Linked DNA regions of Homo sapiens: region 1 is linked to region 2. A link is an interaction called in ENCODE POLR2A ChIA-PET data of the cell type or tissue named here. Cell type or tissue: PC-9. All regions are shown on one strand. Each heading gives the region's core, and the rest is flanking DNA. Links, peaks and the distances in the headings are about the cores only. Region 1 overlaps LINC02416 (long intergenic non-protein coding RNA 2416). Region 2 has its middle 53 kb from the start of PCED1B-AS1.

Region 1 (5,379 bases), core at 275-5,274, 100 kb after region 2:
GATAGTGTTAAAGCAGAAGGGACTTCCTGGTCATACCATCTTAAGGTAAGCTGCTCCCCTTTTGATTAGTTGCTGTGAATCTCATTCGCTCTCTATTTTTTTTTTTATTAGAAAGCTGGCCTATTTCAGAGTTCAGTTTGATTATGTGGCATTTAACATGAATGACTCCATTCTGGTCTGCTGGGCCTAGTTCAGGAGCCCAGTCCAAAACAATAGTCTCCCATAAATTTCATTTAACAATAGTAAACAAGATAAAGTATTCTGCCTCCCCGGTGGTTACAGTCTAGAAATGGATGGGAAGATAATCAAAATAGCATTAAGTTCTAGAACAAAAGTAGAACAAAATTAAGAGTAGGGAGTGATGAGGGCAAGGAGCTAATTTAGACTGGGTGGTCAGGAAAGGCCTCTGAGGACGTGACCTTTAGGCTGAGAACTTAATAATGAGAAAGATAAAATCTTGTAAAAATCAGGAGCAGAGAAACTTGAAAGACACTGGGTGGGCATGAGCCTGCGTTTTCGCAGGCAGAGGGTCAGTGTGCCCAGGGCCCAATTTCACCAAATGAGGTCAGAAGGGGTCATGACCAGCTCCGGTAAGTCCTCTTAGGCCATGATAAGCTGTCTTGATTTAGTTCTGCCCACAACAGGAAGCCACAAAAGGGTTTTTACAAAAGGGAGTGAGATGATCTGACTTAATATTTGTGGATTACTCTGGTCTCTGTGCAGAATAGAAATTGTACCAGGTTCTCACAGTATTTCCGTGAGATGATTGCAGCTTAGAGCTAGAGATAAAGAAAAGAGGATGAATTGAGGCTGTCTTGGGGAAGATGACAGCACTCACTGATGGAGTATATGAAGGGAGTAGCACGGGACAAGAGGAATCAAGAGTGATTCCTGTGTGAGACTGGAGCCACAGTGTAGTAGATGGTGGTGTCATTTCCTAAGTTGATAAAGAGACTAGAGGAGAAGTGAGCTTGAGGGACAGAGGTGGAAGGAACCCAAAGTTCTGTTTAGGGCATATGAGGTGGAGATGCTATTAGACTTTTAAGCAGAGTATAGAGGCAACCCGCTGCCTCTACAAGCCTGAAGCTTAGTGGACAGATCAGGAGTGGAACTGTAAACCTGCCAATCATCAGCAAGGAATGACTTTAAACAGGGAGTTGAACAGATAAGCTGGGCCACGTAAATATTGAAAGAGGATGGGGAGAGGAAAAGAAAGAGAAGTGGAGGGGAGGGAAGGGGAAAAGAATAAGGTCCCAAATCAATCTTGGCCGTCCTCAAAGAGAGGAGATGGAGGAACAGCAAGTGATTGGGGAAGGAAATCCACCTAGGAGAGGGTGTGCTATAGAAGCTGGAGGAGAAAGTGAGAGGTTGAAGAAAGTGCTAAAGGATAGGGTCAGAAAAGCAACAAGTGACCAGATTTGGCAAAATAAGTCATTAATCACATTGATTAGAACCGTTTTGGGGAGTGATGGGTTCAACAGCTCAATGACAGTGAATTGAGAGAACGAGAACTGAGAAAGTGGAGACAGTGCCTCTAAACAGCACTTTAAAGACATGTTGTATGGAAAAAAACAAGATTGTAACAGGAGGGAGAAGGTCAGGGAAGAGTTTTTTTTGGCTTTGGTTGACTTGGTTTTTAAGATGCAAGATTCCGGCACCTTTGTATGCCTTTGGAGTTAGAGAGAGAGGGGCTGGATGCAGAGCCAGCCTGAAAAGGTCCTGAGAAGGTGAGGGGGGCTGGGGTCCAGGAGCTAGCAGATGGTAAGGTTGGCCTGAGAGAGCAGCCAACTCCCCCACTGAGGCCTAGGAAAGAGCACGTGGGCAGAGACAGCTGCAGGGTACAGTTGATGAAGGGAAGGTCTAGTCTGCAGCTTGAAGCTTCTTTGTGAAGTTTGAGAGGAAGACATCAGCTAGACTATGAGGGAGGGGGAGCAGGTGTTGGAGCTTTGAAGGGAGAGCAGCTATAAAATGCTTCCTTGTAGGATGGGCCAGGGAATAACCCCGGGAAGTGCAGGCGGGGCTCCAGGCCCTGGGAGAACCCATCAATATTTGTGACCCTGAATTAAAGGAAGACTAGTTAAGTAGGTGGATGATACCGTGTTGACCAAGATGGCTTGGGAATGTACAATCCTGGCATCTGAGGAAACAGACCTGGCAAGAGGCAGTAATGTGAAGTAGCCATCTCTCTGAGCATGCTTTCCTCACCACTTCTTCCTTCACAGGATCCGGTTTTGTTCAGGTGTTCACACGAATCATGAGATTCACAGGAATGGGAAGCCGAACTCATTCCCAGCTCCAGAAGTGGATGCTGATATTTTAAACCAATCACCAGATGCCATTCCTTTGATGATGATGATTAATTTGTCCAGGGGCAGGTATGAGACCCAACTTGAACTGGTCAGACAGAAGGGAAGGACATAATTCCAAATGGACACCTGTTCTCTCTCCTACCAGTGAGGAAAAGGAAACGAGATGTCCAGCTGTTGGCCCCAGTCATAAGAGGAAGCTGATGCTGCGGATGAAGAGTGGAGCAATGGAAATAATCTGGGGTCCAGTAACATTGCTAAACTACTGATTCAACTAGCCTTTCTTTTTTTCTTTTCTTTTTCTTTCTTTTCTTTTTTCTTTCTTTTTTTTTTTTTTTAAGAGACAGGGTCTTGCTCTGTCACCTAGGCTGGAGTGCAGTGGTGAGATTATATCTCACTGCAGCCTCCCACTTCTGGGCTCAAATGATCTTTCCTCCTCAGCTTCCCAAGTAGCTAGGACTATAGGTTCATGCCACCACACTGGGCTAATTTTTAAATTTTTTTTGTAGAGACAGGGTCTTGCTATGTTGCCAAGGCTGGTCTAGAACTCTTGGCCTCAAGTGATGCACCTTCCTCTTCCTCCCAAAGCACTGGGATTACAAAGGCATGAGGCACCATGCCTGACTAACCATGAAGACTGCTTTATCTCTGAATAAATCCCCTTTTTTTAAAACCCAGCTTTTGTGAGGGTTTCTGTTACTTGCAGCAAAAGGGTCCTGATGGACACAGTTGTTTTTGCAATGTATGAGAAATCCTCAAAACTGGCTTTTCCCATGCTTGCCTTCCTCTCCGTTACACGCACTGCCTAAAGCAAAGTGACTGCTTCCTCGGGAGTCAGGTTTTAAGGTCCCTGGGGTAGTTCTGCTTCCACAGTTTAGGTTTACCAAGAGGCAGATATGTTTGTCCACGAGCTGGTTTTGCCAGTTGCACTTGTTTTTGTAATTATGTAAAGCAATGAAATATGAGTGAGGGAAAGAATTGCTGTTGTCCAAAATCCAAACTGAATGCTTTCCATAAACAGTAAAGACAAGTTGCTTAGAAAACAAAGCAAATACAAAACAATCTTAGAGTTTCATGCAGGTGAGGCAAGTGTAAAATAATTGGAAAATTTTGTTAAATCTAGAATAATTCTGAACTCAGATTGTTCCCCAACTGTCCTTCAGTTCTGGCTCTACTTTAAAGCTATTGGGACTGAAAACCACTGACTTTTTAAATGACTACACATGACTCCTATTAGATGTCACATGTCTTAAAAGAGGCCTTATCCCTTCAAAATACTGTCAAATGAAAGAATATTTATATGTTTTACTTTAGTAAAATATTAAAAATGTTTTCCATTTTTAATGTTTCTTTGCTCTAACTGACTAACTGCTTTAACTGATTACCCAACTAGCTACCAGTCTGGTGGCTTCTGAGTAAATGTACCCCTGTTCCTCTTTAGCCCCTTCTCCTACCTGGTCAACCTACTGCCCTCAGTCTCTTTCCTTTCTCCATCTTGTCAGCATAGAACAGTACAGCATCAATAACAACTGATTTTTGCAAAATTATAATTACAATAGCAAGAGTATTTTTCTTTTTTTTTTTGTTTTGAGATGGAGTATCGCTCTGTCGCCCAGGCTGTTGTGCGGTGGCATGATCTCGGCTCACTGCAAGCTCCATCTCCTGGGTTCACTCCATTCTCCTGCCTCAGCCTCCCGAGTAGCTGGGACTACAGGCGACCGCCACCACGCCCGGCTAATTTTTTTGTATTTTTAGTGGAGACAGGGTTTCACCGTGTTAGCCAGGATGGGCTCGATCTCCTGACCTTGTGATCCGCCTGCCTCGGCCTCCCAAAGTGCTGGGATTACAGGCATGAGCCACTGTGCCTGGCCGAGTATTTTTCATTTTAATAAAAGTTCTGGGAGGATCTACACTAAAGTGTTAACTGCTATTTCTGCATGAAGAGACTGTGGATTTTTTTCTTATTTTCATGTATGAGGATAATAATGATGTGTACTAGTATTGACTTGGTTATAACAAACTAAAAATAATCTTTTAACCCAAGAACAAAGAATATTTTGTCTTTTTATGAGAATTTACTTTTTACAGAGAACTTTTAGATCCATTGAATCAATGGTACTTCACAACTACACTGCAAAGAAAACATTTATTCCTGCTTCCCGATGAGGAAACCAAAATGGGAGAAGGGGAAACCATGTGGCCTCAGATGACAAAGCAAGTAAGAAATAGAGCCTGTTTAGATGCCCAGGTCCCTGATGTCTGCTTCAAGTAGTTTTTCGTTTCCCTCAGCATCACTAAAGATTTAATGAAAGCAGATTGATCATAGCTAAATATGCTTCCTCTGACAGAATGAAGAGCATTTGGCAATGTAAAAAAATAGAGTTTTAAGTGATGAAAGCGCAAGTCCAGAAGGAGACTGGGAGAGGAGGAAGGCCTTCACAGCACTGTTGGGTACTTCCATACAAGGCCAGTGTCACGTAGGATACGGTGGCTTCCTTTCTTGATCAACCACCCCCCAAGACTTCAAATCAGCTCTGTTAGTCTGTACTGGAAAATGTGGGCCCACTGTTTAACCTCTTTGGGCTTCATCATTGTGTTCTATTAAATAGGAGTGATGATAGTCACAAGATTGTTGTCAGAATTTGAAATGTTGATGTATATAAAGCCCTTAACACAGCAGCTGATGGGTTCTAGCATTGTCATCATAATAAAAACTAGTAATACTGTTAGTAGTAATCACACCACTGCTGCTTTAACGGGAAGTAGCAGACTTGCTGAGGGCTACCAGGCTGATGGGCACTAATGCTGGAAGATCATGAATCAGAACAATACACTCTAAGGATTCATCAAAACTATTATAATTTTTCTAAGCTTATCTCAGTTCTCTTCATTCTTATGCTGAGAATTTGACTTCTCAGAGTTTTTTGGGCAACCTCTTTATCACCTTTATCATCTATTTTATAAGAATTATCACCTCCACTACCACAAACCTCATTGGTAGTGTTAGACAGATCACTGAGGCAGAAAGCGAACACAGAAATTCTGGACTTAAATTCAACACTTGACCAAATTG
Region 2 (5,379 bases), core at 77-5,076:
CAAATACAACTGAAGAAATATGCCTTTTTTTTTTTTTGAGACAGAGTTTCACTTTTGTTGCTCAGGCTGGAGTGCAATGGCGTGATCTTGGCCACCTGGCTAACATGGTGAAACTCCATTTCTACTAAAAATACAAAAAAATTAGCTGGGCATGGTGGCACGTGCCTGTAATCCCAGCTACTTGGGAGGCTGATGCAGGAGAATCGCTTGAACCTGGGAGGTGGAGGTTGCAGTGAGCTGAGATTGCGCCATCGCACTCCAGCTTGGGCAACAAGAGTGAAACTCTGTCTCAAAAAAACAAAATATATATACTATATATATATATATATATAGACACGAGGTTATAGCTGAGACTTGATGCTTCTGGAGAGCGCAGTGTAGGGACAACCCTCCCCTGGTATATACGTTGAGCCCCTGAGTTATATAGAATCTGAGGCGCTCCTAGGGAGAAAAAATCTGAACCACATACATCTGAGGGGACTAGACATGTATGCTTGTGTTCAAATCATGCCAGGTGGTTCCAAAGCAGCCAGATTACAGGAAGAATGATGGGGATGACCATGGAAGAATTCTGCACGAGGGAGGAAGGTCTTGCCTTGGGAGCTAGGGATGACAGTGGTTTCAGGAATCATAAGGAAACAACTGGAAGTCAATCTTACTGACACTGAAGTACAGCAGGCCTTTACTTCCAACAGCAACATCATATGGTAGGATTCCAACTGCATGAGCAGACATTAATTTTGGTTAAAGCATCTGGCCATTGAGAATAATATTCTAGCTCAATGGCACCACTGTAGTCCTGTTAGGTGAGACAGAGTGCAGTTGGGAAGTAAGCAATAAGCAGGGCTGATCCATGGACACATGTGGGATCAACTGGCGAGTCCCAGAAATTGCTAAGGAGGGAAGCATTGTCTCACCAGCTCAGTCCACACACCCCTACCTTTAGGCCTTCTCTGTTACTATAGCATATTTAAAAAATCATAAATCCAGTTCCGAAAGAATTGATGAATAATGTTAAAGTCTCTGAAGGAGGGAGCCACAATAAATGGCACTCTTCTTGCTCACTTGCATCCTGAACAAGTTGAAGAAATAAAACAAAGGTAGAGCAAATGGGGATCACCTTTGTTACCGGCAGAGGCCAGGCTAGAAGACTAGGTTTTAGGTCTGGTGGTCAAGTGGGCTAAAATCAGACAGACTTGCCCATAGTCAGGCATTTGCTAGGCTAGAGCAGGCCTGCCCAGGCAAGACTTGCAATACAGAGAGATACTGTGCATTCTTGGAATGCCCACTCCTAATAGGAAGCAGCAAAGCTGACCCAACATGCTCAGCGATTCTTCCAAAATTACCATCCAATTACTCACTCCAGAGCCCTAGGGGTGGGATGAATAAAAGGGCTAAGGGAAACAAAACATGTGCTTGGAGAACTCCCTCGTTATAGAAACCAGGAGAGGAAAAAAGGTACGTCTCCTCTGTATTGATCAGGGTCCCATCAGGTTATTAAATAGAAGATATTAAATACGAAGAATTAATTATAAAGGTGTTAGAGGAGCTAAAATAGTCACTAGGGTAGATGAGGCATCCCAAAGATTAGCAAGTGGGAAGCCACCACCCACCCTTAAGACTGGAGAGACAAAGGAAGGATCTGGGGGTCCCTTGATAGACACTAGCATTATAACAGAAATATTCAGGCAAGAGCTGGAGCCACAGAGGAGGGCAGCTACTGCCAGATATGCCTCCCATGGCAGAAAAAGAGGACAAGAAATACTTTGGCTTCCCCTTTCCTCCCAACCTCCAATCTCCAACAGTACCTCTCGCTGGTTAAGTGAGGCTAAAACAGGTGGTCAAGAGAGCCTGGGTATCATAGCTTGCAACAGTCAGACATACAGAGCAGACACAAAGGATGGATCTGGAGGCAAACAGTCAAATAACCAGCACAACATTTAACCAGGCAGAGTTTTGTTGCAATTTTGTTTGTAGACGAAAGAGAAATTTACATATCATACACCCAAACCTTTCTAAATGTCTCATCACCACTTTTTGAAATTTCTCTCCTGCAGCAGCTGCTATGTCGTTTTGTTTGTTTGTTTTATTTTTTTGCGATGGAGTTTCACTCTTGTCGCCCAAGCTGGAGTGCAATGGCGCAATCTTGGCTCACTGCAACCTCTTCCTGTCTCAGCCTCCCAAGTAGCTGGGTTTACAGGCGCCCGCCGCCACGCCCAGCTAGTTTTTTTGTATTTTTAGTAGATACGGGGTTTCACCATGTTGGCCAGGCTGGTCTCGGACTGCTGATCTCAGGTGATCCACCTGCCTTGGCCTCGCAAAGTGCTGGGATTACAGTCATGAGCTACCGTGCCTGGCCAGCAGCTGCTATGTCTTGCTCCATCTTTCTTCCCCACCTCAGCTCTGTCTCCATTCCACTGGCTCTCTTCTGCTCCCACCATTCTCTGAATCCCCTCAACAAAAGCCTTGTCCAAAAGCCTGGGGAACTACAGTTTACTCCCTCCTCACCCTCTCTATCAACAATGACTCTCCTAGGGACTCCCTCGGTGACCACTCAGAGCTTTGAGATTAGGTAAACAGTGTTAATATGACCAACTTGGAACTTGCAGCTTAGTCAAGCCTGAGACAGTCAAGTTACCCAGATAAGGATAGACCATGCACCTACTTAAAATAACAGCATCAACAGGAGTTCTTCTGCTTCCCTTCCTGTTTCAAATTATAGCAATTGACCACTTAGTTACATTGGTTAATGCCCAAGACAAAAATGCAGCCCATCTCTTCCCCACCTGGCCTGCATATATGTTCATTTTGCATTTAGCAGAACTGAAAGGACTTCTTTCTGTTTTATTTTCTTGTAACCACAGAATTTAAATATCTACTGTTTTGTTTGTGGGCTCACAAAGAGGGTGAAAATCATTGCTATTTTATTTCAAACAAAATAAAAGATTACAGTCTTCCAATTAGAATAGGACTTAAAACATAGTAAGAATTTAAAAGCCATGTGCTGATTCATGGGAAAACATTAAGACACAGATGGGTTACACGATTTACTCAAGGTCATACCACTGAAGCAATGACTTTATTATCAGAACTATAAAGAACAACACAAATATTTACATGATTAATATTTTGTTGATAGTAATGGGGCTAGAATTAGAATATGGATTTTACGCTGCTCCAATCCCTGTCTGCTAACTCTGTTAGACTGTGTTTCCTACACACTGGAATTGCAGGATAGTTGCTGGATGTTCAGGCTGTGTGGTCGTGTAGGCATGGGTACAAATCCCAGCTCTGCCACCTGTTAGCTACGTGACCTTGGACCAGCCCCTTAACATCCCTTAGTTTTGTTTTTGGATCTAAAAAATGGGGTATGTACCTTCCGCACTAAGAGGGATAAGGGTTCAGTGAGATGATGTATGTTGTTGGGGAGGAAAAATTTTTCCTCTACTCTCTTCTTTTGCTGGGGGCGTGCAAATTAACCTAACAAAAGACAGACTAACAAAAGAGCAGACACAAAATTTTTATTAATATTTACATGCACAGGAGTTCACAAAAAAGGAGTGAAACTCAAAGAAGTGGTTAGACTCTGGTGATGGGTTGTTCTTCCCTTACTGGCACAGAGGAAACACCTTCACAAAGGCAAATTTGTGCCCTGCTTTTAGTCAGATAAGGGGAGAGGAAAGAACTCTTTCTGCATCTGTTGATTCTCAATTGCTTCCAGCTGAAAATAATCCTTACACTAAAGTGGCATATTTTGGGGTGGCATATTCTGATCCCCTTCCATGTAAAGTGCCTCAGCACCAGGTCTGATTAAAGTTAAGTGCTAAATAGCCCACTATCATTAGAAAAGTCTGTGTCCCCACCTTGTAGTAATAAAGCTCAGACACAACAGGATGTCATAGGAAGGGAATGAGGCATGTTTTTCTTTTCTCCAGTTTTTCTGCCTGGGCTTCCCTGCAAGTAAGATTATCTACATTTAAAACATATTTGATCGGCCAGGCGCGGTGGCTCACGCCTGTAATCCCAGCACTTTGGGAGGCCCAGGCGGGCAGATCACGAGGTCAGGAGATCGAGAACATCCTGGCTAACACAGTGAAACCCCATTTCTACTAAAAATACAAAAACAAAATTAGCCAAGCGTGGTGGCGGGTGCCTGTAATCCCAGCTACTCGGGAGGCTGAGGAGGGAGAATGGCGTGAACCCGGGAGGCAGAGCTTGCAATGAGCCAAGATCACGCACTGCACTCCAGCCTGGGCGACAGAGCGAGACTCCGTCTCAAACAAACAAACAAACAAAACAAAACATATTTGATTCACCTTAAATGGCTACTCATATCTGTCCTTTCCTCTGCAATGCTCTGCCTTGATCCTGGTCCAGGTTTATCTGGCATAGACTGCCCTCTGTCCAGCTCCTGTCTACCCCTCCTGGATCACAAACCAGAGAAAATGCAGAATCTTTCATGGGCTCCCTACTGCCTTCAGTGTGAAGCTCAAGTGCAAAGCCCAGCACCATCTATTCTGTACCTAACTTCTTAGTCTGAATCTCTTCACCTCTTTTCCCCAACCCCGAACTAATGGCTACCACTGACTCAGGGGAGCCTTCTCCTGCCTTCATGCCTTTGAATGGGGGGTATCGCTGCATGAAGCTCCTCTCTCCCCTTTACCCACTCAAGAGTCACTTACTCTTGGTAATATTTCTCAGTTGCCCTGCTTCACCCCTATTCTCTCATCCTGGCCAAGTTAGATGCCCTTCTGAGTCCCCTCTTCTCTACAGAATTTTAATTGTGCATTTTCTTCTTTGTCTCTGCCTTTAAGTTATGAACACTTTGAAGAAAGGACCATATTTAGTTCATCTCAGAATCCCAGTGCCCAGCACAGACCTGGCATAGGGTAGGCACTCCTTAAATACTTACTGAATGAATTATGCCATTTAGTCTGTCTGTGGTGGCACTGGAAACCCACAAGAATTTAACAGCCTCGTCTCTGTCTGAAGTTCAGGGCTTCTGTAAAGAATACGTGATGGAAAGAGGAGGTGACTAATAGTGATTCTGCAAAAATATGTAGGTAAAAGGAATGGCTGTAAATTAATGATGAAATAACCTTCCTAAGTTTCCTTGTGGAAGATATATGTTAATTCCCCAAATGTATGAGCATCTGTGTATTTTTGTGGGGAATATACAGTGTCTTTTCTAACACTGAGATGCTTGAAATGGGGTTATTTCCCTTCCAAATGAAAACCAATTAAATAAATTATATTTTTTCTGTGGTGCTTACAAAGTGTGGGAGTTGTCACCAAACATTACTAAATGTTCTAATTTAGTCATAAAAGGGCTGAAAGATGTAGCATAATTATAAGTCCAAAGTAAGTTGTTCTAAATAT

The links. ChIA-PET counts read pairs that join two places held together with the same protein. Peaks named below come from ENCODE experiments on the same cell type or tissue, not always from the same donor. Only the 100,000 strongest peaks of a DNase experiment are listed, where the experiment ranks them.
Region 1: POLR2A ChIA-PET joins it to region 2 with 5 read pairs; 5 of 35 experiments call an interaction of 5 or more read pairs at or near these places.

The regions. Positions count from the first base shown.
Region 1 is chr12:47,367,436-47,372,814 of GRCh38, forward strand. LINC02416 (long intergenic non-protein coding RNA 2416) reads left to right here. Exons shown (of 4, transcript NR_183615.1): 3 at 2,223-2,375; 4 at 2,455-4,405. Among named protein-coding and RNA genes, the nearest start is that of MIR4494, 5.9 kb to the left of the region's middle. In PC-9, for the core only: no CTCF peak of the experiment used is centred there; a DNase peak (open chromatin) is centred at 3,206; H3K27ac peaks cover 1,579 bases.
Region 2 is chr12:47,266,470-47,271,848 of GRCh38, forward strand. No RefSeq gene overlaps it. Among named protein-coding and RNA genes, the nearest start is that of PCED1B-AS1, 53 kb to the left of the region's middle. RefSeq lists enhancers at 1,937-1,986, 4,327-5,379. In PC-9, for the core only: no CTCF peak of the experiment used is centred there; a DNase peak (open chromatin) is centred at 4,982; H3K4me3 peaks cover 972 bases; H3K27ac peaks cover 3,814 bases.